Regions from separate parts of the Homo sapiens genome. Here region 2 is linked to region 1. Evidence: read pairs that join two places in POLR2A ChIA-PET (ENCODE). Cell type or tissue: HepG2. All regions are shown on one strand.

What was found. ChIA-PET counts read pairs that join two places held together with the same protein. Peaks named below come from ENCODE experiments on the same cell type or tissue, not always from the same donor. Only the 100,000 strongest peaks of a DNase experiment are listed, where the experiment ranks them.
Region 2: POLR2A ChIA-PET joins it to region 1 with 9 read pairs; 1 of 35 experiments calls an interaction of 5 or more read pairs at or near these places.

Annotation. Positions count from the first base shown.
Region 1 is chr22:26,516,574-26,521,573 of GRCh38, forward strand. No RefSeq gene overlaps it. Among named protein-coding and RNA genes, the nearest start is that of TFIP11-DT, 6.5 kb to the left of the region's middle. In HepG2, no CTCF peak of the experiment used is centred here; a DNase peak (open chromatin) is centred at 1,998.
Region 2 is chr22:26,741,727-26,746,726 of GRCh38, forward strand. All of the region lies in intron 2 of MIATNB (MIAT neighbor), which reads left to right. Among named protein-coding and RNA genes, the nearest start is that of MIATNB, 71 kb to the left of the region's middle. In HepG2, no CTCF peak of the experiment used is centred here; a DNase peak (open chromatin) is centred at 2,885; H3K27me3 peaks cover 242 bases.

The DNA.
Region 1 (5,000 bases):
TTTCATGGGGTTGCAGCCATCTGAAGGCTTGACCAGGGCTGGATGACCAACTTCCAAGGTGCTTCTCTCACATAGCTGGCAAACTGGTGCTGGTTGTTGGCAGGTTTCAGTTTCTTGCCATGTGAGCCTCTACACATGGTTACCAAGTGTCGTTATGACATAGTGGCTAGCTTCCCTCAAAATGAGCAAAGCAAGAGAGAGCAAGGCAGAAGCCACAAGGTCTTTTATGGCCTAGTCTTGGAGTCACACTGTCATTTCTGCAATATCTTTTTTTTTTTTTTTTTTTGAGACTGAGTTTTGCTCTGTCACCTAGGCTGTAGTACAGTGGCGTGATCTCGGCTCACTGCAACTTCTGCCTCCCAGGTTCAGGCAATTCTCCTGTCTCAGCCTCCTGAGTAGGTGGGACTACAGGCGCATGCCACCACACCCGGCTAATTTTTGTATTTTTATTAGAGACGGGGTTTCACCATATTGGTCAGGCTGGTCTTGAACTCCTGACCTCAGGCAATCCACCTGCCTCAGCCTCCCAAAGTGCTGGGATTACAGGCATGGGGCACCACGCCTGGCCCATTTTTTTATTTTCTTTATTTTTTATTTTTATTTATTTATTTATTTATTGAGATGGAGTCTCGCTCTGTCACCGGGCTGGAGTGCAGAGGCACAATCTCAGCTCACTGCAACCTCCACCTCCCAGGTTCAAGCAATTCTTCTGCCTCAGCCTCCCGAGTAGCTGGGACTACAGGTGTGCGTCACCATGCCCAGCTAATTTTTATATTTTTAGTAGAGATGGGGGTTTCACCATGTTGGCCAGGATGGTCTTGATCTCTTGACCTCGTGATGGACCCGCCTCGGCCTCCCAAAGTGCTGGGATTGCAGGGGTGAGCCACCGTGCCCGGCTGCGCCTGGCCCATTTTTGCAATATCTTATTGGTTACACATTCAGCCCTATATAGGGTTGCCAGATGTAGTAAATAAAAATACAGGATGCCCAATTAAACTTGAAGTTTAGATAAAACAATGAATAATAGTATATGTATGTCTCGTAAAATATTGCGAAATACTAAAAAATTATCTGAAATTCAAATTTAACCACCATCCTGTATGGAACCCTAACCCTATTCAGTGCACAAAGGAAAAACATGCCAAAGTGGGTGTGAATACCAGGAGGCCAGGTTCACTGGGGGCCATCTTGGAAGCTGGCTTCTACAACCTTAACATGCTGGGCATGGTAGACTATGGGGATAAATGGTAAACAATGAAAAATAATGATTCCTGTTCTCATGCAGTTTGTAGCCTGTTGAATAAAATCAACTTGAATCAACCCAGCAGGAAAATAAATACAAAACCTTAACGATTATAAAAGTGCTTCAGAGAGAAATAGCTGATGCTTGGGACAGTGATGGGGTCCTCATCAAAATAGCCACTTTTTTTTTTTTTTTTTTTTTTTTGAGACAGGGTCTTGCTCTGTCTCCCAGGCTGGAGTGCAGTGGCATAATCATAGCTCACTGCAGCCTCAACCTCCTGGGCTCAAGTAATCCTCCTGCCTCAGCCTTTCGAGTAGCTTGGACTACAGGCTGCAGTAGCCAAACTCAGCTAATTTTTTAAGATCTTTTTGTAGCGATGAGGGCTCACTATGTTGCCCAGGCTGGTCTTGAACTCCTGGCTTCAAGTGATCCACCTTGGCCTCCCAAAGTGTTGGGATTATAGGCGTGAGACACCTCACCTAGCCCACTTTTGCTTTATAGATTTGAGTTTTTACATGTGATTTGATTTGTCTCTATGGGCGTATAAGGAGTATATGGAGGGATCTGTTGCTAAAACAAGGAAATAAAACCCTGAAATGCAAGGTTTTGAATCTTAGCAAAATCCGTAAGCACACACAAATGAATGCACATAAACATGGCGAAAACTGAATAAGGTCTGTAGTCCAGTTAACAGTTTTTACTAATGCTAATTTCCTGGTTTTGCTATTGCACTACAGTTGCATCAGATATCAGCATTGGGGGAAGCCAGGTGAAGGACACATGGAACCCTTTGCACCACTTTTTCCACTTCACATGAGTCTACAATTATTTCAAAATAAAAAGTTAATAAACAACCCATTTAAAAAAAAGCAGCTGTTGTTTGGAAATGGAAACAAGGTTAGATCAAAATAATCCAGACTTGGCGGGGTGCGGTGGCTCATGCCTGTAATCCCAGCACTTTGGGAGGCCGAGGTGGGTGGATCACCTGCGGTCAGGAGTTCAAGACCAGCCTGACCAATATGGCAAAACCCCATCTCTACCAAAAATACAAAAATTAACTGGGCGTCGTGGCATGTGCCTGTAGTCCCAGCTCCTTGGGGGGCTGAGACTGGTAAGTTGCTTGAATCCAGGAGGCGGCGGTTGCAGTGACCCGAGATCTCGCCACCGCACTCCAGCCATGATAGAGCAAGACTCAGTATCAAAAAAAAAAAAAAAAAAAAAAATCCAAATTCATGAAAGGACTGGAGGAGGGCCTGATGTGGTGGAGCCAGGGATTCTGTCTGAAGAAAAAGAATTCTTTTTTTTTTTGAGATGGAGTTTCGCTCTCGTTGCCCAGGCTGGAGTGCAATGGTACAATCTCGGCTCACTGCAACCTCCACTTCCCGGGTTCAAGCCATTCTCCTGCCTCAGCCTCCCGAGTAGCTGGGATTACAGGCATGGGCCACCATGGCCAGCTAATTTTGTGTTTTTAGCAGAGATGGGGTTTCTCCATGTTGGTCAGGCTGTTCTTGAACTCCCTACCTCAGGTGATCCGCCCACCTAGGTCTCCCAAAGTGCTGGCATTACAGGTGTGAGCCACCATGCCCAGCAGGAATGGAATGCTTATTGTTAATTATCCTGAGCAGTGTGGGTTTAGAACACAGAATGAGGCCAACTTTGAGGACAGGGGTAAGAGGTGTCTTTCTGGTTCTGGGCCCAGATGTGGGGTCCGGAGAGGCCTGGAACACTTCCATTGGTAGGACCAGTTGTCTCTGGTCCCAAGGAACAGGCTGGGGAAACCCTCAAAGAAGCCTGGGTTTTTTGGTGACCTAGCCTCTTAATTTAAATAGTAGACGAAAGAAATGTTTTCATTTTCTACCCCAAAATGAAGAAAGGGAATATTCTGGTGACATTGGTGTATCCCAGAGATCTGAAAGCCATTTGCTGACCCACAATTGAGGCTGATCAATTGTTTTTTAAGGATAACTGTGGCCAATTGTTGATGGGTTTTCTGTTGTTGTTGTGGTTTGTTTTTTGTTTTTTGAGACAGGGTCTCGCTCTGTCAACCCAGGCTGGAGTGCAGGCAGTGGCACAGTCAAGGCTCACTGCAGCCTTGTCCTGCTGGGCTTAAGTGGTCCTCCCACCTCAGCCACCCAAGTAGCTGGGACTACAGGTGCTTGCCACCATGCCCAGCTAATATATTTTTTTGAGACGGAGTCTCACTCTGTCGCCCAGGCCGGAGAGCAGTGGCACCATCTCGGCTCACTGCAACCTTTGCCTCTCAGGCTCAAGTGATTCTCCTGCCTCAGCCTCCTGAATAGCTGGGATACAGGCGTGAGCCACCACGCCCGGCTAATTTTTTTGTTTTGTTTTCTTTTGAGACAGGGTCTCACTCTGTCACCCAGATTGGAGTGCAATGCCTCAATCTTGGCTCACCACCACAACCTCTGCCTCCCAGGCTCAAGCGATTCTCCTGTCTCAGCCTCCTGAGTAGCTGGGATTACAGGCGTGCGCCACTACCACCCAGCTAATTTTTTTGTATTTTTAGTAGAGAGGAGATTTCACCATGTTGGCCAGGCTGGTCCTGAACTCCTGACCTCAAGATGATCCACCCGCCTTGGTCTCCCAAAGTGCTGCGATTACAGGTGTGAGCCACCACACCCAGCTTCCCGCTAATTTTTTTTTTTTTTTTGTATTTTTAGTAGAGACGGGTTTTTACCATGTTGGCCAGGCTGATCTCAAACTCCTGACCTCAGGTGATCCGCCCGCCTCAGCCTCCCAAAGTGCTGGGATTATAGGCATGAGCCACCACACCCAGCTCGAGCTAATTTTTTAAACTTTTTGTAGAGACAAGGTCTCATTATTTTGCCCAGGCTGGTCTCGAACTCCTGGACTCTTGTGACATTTGTTCAGGGGGAAGCCAACACCATGTATGAAGTTTAACCACCCTGAGATGGCCACGTCCTGAAGAAGCCCAGTCTAGCCATGCGGAGAGACTACATGCATAAGAGGTACCCCACTAAGCCTCTAGATGCTCCAACCATCCCAGCCGAGGTACCAGACAAATGAATGAAGAAATCTTCAGCTGCCATCTGACTAGAGAACCACCAGCTCACTCTAGTTAATTCCCAAAACTGAGCGGTTTTTTTTTTTTTTTTTTTTTCAGACAGGGTTTCACTCTGTCCCCCGGGCTGGACTGCAGTGGTGTAATCACAGCTCACTGCAACCTCCACTTCCAAGGCTCAAGTGATTCTACCTCAGCCTCCCCAGTAGCTGGGACTACAGGCACAAGCCACCGTGCCTTTTTTTTTTTTTCTTTTTTTTCTAGAGACCAGGGTTTCACCATGTTGCGCAGGCTGGTCTTGAATTTCTGGGCTCAAGTGATCCTCCTGCCTTGGCCTCCCAACTTACTGGGATTACAGGCCACTGGGATTACAGTTCTAGCCACTGCACCTGGCTAGAACTGAGAGATTTAACAAGTTGTGGCCAGGCGCGGTGGCTCACGCATGTAATGCCAGCACTTTGGGAGGCCAAGGCAGGTGAATCACCTGAGGTCAGGAGTTCGAGACCAGCCTGGCCAACATGATGAAACCCCATCTTTACTAAAAATACAAAAATTAGCCAGGTGTGGTGGCGGGTGCCTGTAATCCCAGCTACTCTGGAGGCTGAGGCAGGAGAATTGCTTGAACCCAGGAGGCGGAGGTTGCAGTGAGCCAAGATCACACCATTGCACTCCAGCCTGGGCGACAAGAGTGAAACGCTCTCAAAAAAACATACA
Region 2 (5,000 bases), 230 kb after region 1:
GTCATGCCCCTGCTTAATGTACTTCACTGGGGTCTCATGGCCTCATTGGATTGAGCCCAGCCTCCTGATGATGGCTTCAAAGCTGTTCCAGGTTTGCCTTGTGGATCTCCCTCTTTCCTGACTTAGCCTCTGAATCTTCGCCGCTCACTCTCCCCCAACAAATGCTCACTCTCCCTTCCTTCCTCTCTTCTCCTTCTCTCTCCCCCCGCTCCCGACTACACGCAGTAGTTCCCTTACTGCGTGTAGTCGGGAACAGTTCTACTTACTGTTCCCTCTGCCTAGAATTACCCACTCTCCACTCCATTCCCCCTCCTCATGGCAATTTGCCTGCTTTCATCCACCTAATTTCTATTAATCTATCAGTTTTCATGTTGGATTCACCTTCTCTGCAGAGTATTTGTTGTCTTCCCAAGTCTTGTTTTCTGCTCCCTCAGCCCCCCATGGTGGCTCTGTGACAACTCTGGTATGACTCTGCCCACTTCCCCCACCAGCATCTCCTTGAAGGCAAGAATGCTTTCTTGTTCACTATTATATCTCCCAGCCCATGATGCAATATTGAATGAATGAAAGAATGAGTGAATCTGTGTGCCAAAGGCAGAAAACTCACAACTTTTTACTGTTGGAATGATACGTACTCATTTATTTACTCACCTCAGAAGGATTTGTTGACTGTCTACTTTGTGCCATGTGCCGTGCCGAGCCCTGGTGGGCAAGAGAAATAAAAACAAGTCGGTGCTGTTTCTGTGGTGTATGGGGAAAACAGACCAGAAGATTGATTGGGATTAGATTTGGGGGAAGAACATTCTAGGCGAGAAGAAACATTTGTGAAAAGACCTTGAGGGGCCAGGGGCAGTGGCTCACGCCTATAATCCCAGCACTTTGGGGGGCCGAGGCAGGGGCGGATCATTTGAGGTCAGGAGTTTGAGACCAGACTGGCCAACATGGTGAAACCCTGTCTTTATTAAAATTACAAACATTAACCAGGCGTTGCCGCACTCACTTGTAATCCCAGCTACTCGGGAGGCTGAGGCATGAGAATCGCTTGAACCCGGGAGATGGAGGTTGCACTGAGCCGAGACTCCAGCCTGGGCGACAGAGTGAGACCTCGTCTCAAAAAAAAAAAAAAAGAAAGAAAGAAAGAAAAGGAAAGGAAAGAAAGAAAGAAAGAAAAGACCTTGAAGAAGGAGAGGGAGAGACACAGTCTTGAAACAGAAAGGCGCCGTGGGACTGGGGCATTGAAGGATAGGAAGAGGATCCAAAATGAGCTCAGAGTTCCGCGCAGCACCCAGATCAGGAAGACCTTACAGGGTTTCCAGCATGGAGCGACAGGATTAACCACGCACTGTGAAAAGATTGTTAAATGACTAAGTCCGTGTGTAAGCTACAGGCAACCCGTGTCTCTTTATTCTGAGACTAATCATTCTTATCCTTCCTGCTTGTCACTTTAATCTTTCCAACACACATTCACCTCCTGACGTGGACTGTTGGCTTTCATCTGCCTAGAGAGCATTCCCATTGCCATTCTCCTAGAAATAGACCGGGCTCACCTTGGCTGCAGAAAGTGGTTAGTTACGTGGTCCAGGGCTGACCAATCACAGCATCCAATACCTCTGATGACAGTGATTGGTCCGTGAGGCAAGCACATGACCCAAGCAGAGCCAATGAGAGCCTTATCCGTGAGATGGGTATTTGAACCTGGCAGCACAAACTCTTTTTCCATTGAGGTTTGTAGGGAGGGTACCAGACACATTAGAGAAGGTGTGTCTGGAGTAGGAGACAGTTAAGGCCACTGTGATGAGTTGAGGAAAGAACAGATAAAGGGAGAAACATGAAAACTTTTCCTTTGAATGTTTGAACTATTCGGTATCCAAACTAATGTTGAAAACCAATTAATCTCTCCTTTCCCCATTAAGCGTGTTTACCTTGGGTGTCTGTCATTCCATCCAAGCAAGTCCCAACTCACTCGTCCCGTACCTGATTCCCAGACCTCTTCAGACGCAGTCAGAGAAAGCATCTTGTCTTCATTTTATAGAGGAGGAAACTGAGGCAAAAGGAAACTACCCGAGTTTATGCATAAAGTTCGTAGTAGAACTGGAATCAATCGACCCATCACCCCTTCTATCAATCAGTCACATCACAGTAATGAATTTACTGCTACCGAACTGTGCACTTAAATATGGTTAAAATAATACATTTTATGTTTGTTATATTCTACCACAATAAATAAATATTTAGTCTCTAGGCTTCTCAGATCCTTTCCATGGAATTGAATGAGTGGACACAACAGAGTAGTGTTTTGTTTTGTTTTTTTTGAGATGGAGTCTCGCTCTGTTGCCCAGGCTGGAGTGCAGTGGTGTGATCTTGGCTCCCTGTAACCTCTGCCTCCAGGGTTCAAGTGCTTCTCCTGCCTCAGCCTCCCGAGTAGCTGGGATTACAGGTGTGCACAACCACGCCCAGCTAATTTTGGTATTTTTAGTAGAGACGGGGTTTCTCCATGTTGGCCAGGCTGGTCTCAAACCTCTGACCTCAGGTGATCCACCTGTCTTGGCCTCCCAAAGTATTGGGATTACAGGCGTGAGCCACCACGTCCGGCCCAGAGTTGTGTTTCAAGCTACTGTTCTGAGGATGACGAATCTGAGAATTTTCTAGACAAGCCTCAATTTCAGTTACTCTGTCTTAGAGTCCCCCTCAAACCACCCTAATGGCTCACTAATGTTAACTGAGAAATACTTTCTAAAAGTTTTTCCATTTCTAGAAATAATAAAAAAATCCATTATAGCCACAGTTCTTGATTTTTCATGTGAAAGGCACTGTAATGACTCAGTTGTGTGCTGATAAATGTTTAACAAGCGGCTCTCTGAAGGTAGCTCTGACATGAATGCTGGTAGATATTTTTGTTTACCTTAATGAGTCAGGCAAAAACAACAAAGACGTATGTTGGTACTTCATTCGTTGTCAATGACGTGAACAATTTCTTTGCTGAACTGAATACAGATGCTCTTCCACTTATGTTGAGCTTACATTCTGATAAACCTATTGTAAGTTGAAAATACTGTAGGTCGAATATTGTAAGTGCATTTTTGATTTTGCACTATTGTAAACTCAGACAAATTCTAAGTCCAACCATTGCTAAGTTGGGGACCATTTGTAATGGTTTTTAAATAATAGAAGAATGTTTCCTCAGCTGTCTGTACCATTCACAATATAATGGCCACAGACACATAATACCTTTAAGTTTAACCTGTCTTATTAACACTCTGTACATCACTTTCTTAAATCCAGACAATCAACAAAATGATCAAACCCTGATTTGCAGCACTGGCCATTATCCCTGGTGTAAATATTCCCATTGTGGCTTATTTCAAGCTACCAGTGTGACGTCATTGAATGTGGAGTTGGGGAGAGATGCATAGATACCATTATATGTGTTTCAACCATATAGGTACAATTCATGCTAATAACTAGTGTACTCCATACAATTGTAAGCTTATATAATTTAATTTTATGATTGCATTTCACAAGCTGCTCATAAAATTCCTGAAAATTTAATGATTAGCTCTTGTGGGCTGGTATGAGCTGCACCCAGCACACTGCTATAAATCACTGTGGCCATGTACTTCCTGCTCAGTGGGTAATAAATGGCAAAGACCCCATGCCATAGTTCAGATGGCCTTTTGTCTTCTTCCTGGGAAGTTCTTTTTACACTGGAGGCTCCTTCTAAGGGCATCCTTCCTGTCCGGATAAAGCAGGACTTTACCTTTCTTCTCTTCCAAAAGCCTCTCTTTTTTCCCTTCATAGCACATAGTCACAGTTGGCAGCAACGTCTCCTTTTGGGTGTGGATTTATTTGTTCCCCAATGCAACTGTGAGCACCATGAGTGCAGGAAAGTGCCTGTTTCTGATCATGGTATTTCCTGGGTGTGACTTCATGTACAGTCAAGAGGAGAAACTCTGAGTGGGAGCACTAGGGAATAGTTGAAGCTTAATCTTCATTTTGGAGAAGAGGGAGTGTTATTATCCACGTTCATTATTCACAGTAGCAAATTTCACAGTAGCAAAAAGGTGACAGACACTCAATTGTCCATCGACAGATAAATGGATAAACAAAATGTGCCATATCCATACAGTAGAATATTACTCAGACATAAAAAGGAATGAAATTCCGATGCGTGCTACATGTAGACAAACCCTGAAGGCATGATGCTATGTGAAATTAACCAGTTACAAAAGGACAAACACTGGATGATTCCATTCATAGGATGTGCCTAGAGCAGTCAAGGTCATAGAGGTGGACAGTAGAATAGTGGTTGCCTGGGGCTGTGAGGAGGAGGAAATGGGGGGTTCATGTTTACTGTGTACAGAAGTTCTGTTTGGCAAGATGAAAAAATTCTGGAGCTGGATGGTGGTGACAGTTGACAATAATGAACTTAATGCTACTGATCTGTGTACTTAAACATGGTTAAAACAATACATTTTATGTTTGTTATATTTTACCACAATAAACAGCTACTTAAAAGTCTCTAGGCTTCTCAAGTCCTTTCCATGGAATTGAATGAATGCTTGTTTCTTTATTTGGACAAAACAAAGATGACACAATAATAGAGTGAGGATGATGATGATGATGGTGATGATGGTGGTGACAGTAACAGGTACAATAAATTGTGCTCCTAGAATGACCCAGGTTTGATTCAAAGTGTTTCTTATGCATGAGCACTGTAAGTCCACCTGTGAGGAGGAGATTATTACATCTGTCTTAGGAATGGGGAAACTGAGGCTCAGAGAGGTTAAGTGACTTGCCCAAAGCCACACAGCTTAAACCCAAGGCTAGTTGACTTTGAAGCCCATACTTCAAACACACCCTCTCTGTATCTTTATCTTATTTAGAAGGTAAAACAGCCACAGGACCTTTTCAATGACAATTCCTTGCCATTTTCCTCCCAGGGTCACCTTCCAGCCGCAAAGCCACAACACTCCCACTTCCTTTGCCTCCCTTGGCTCTCA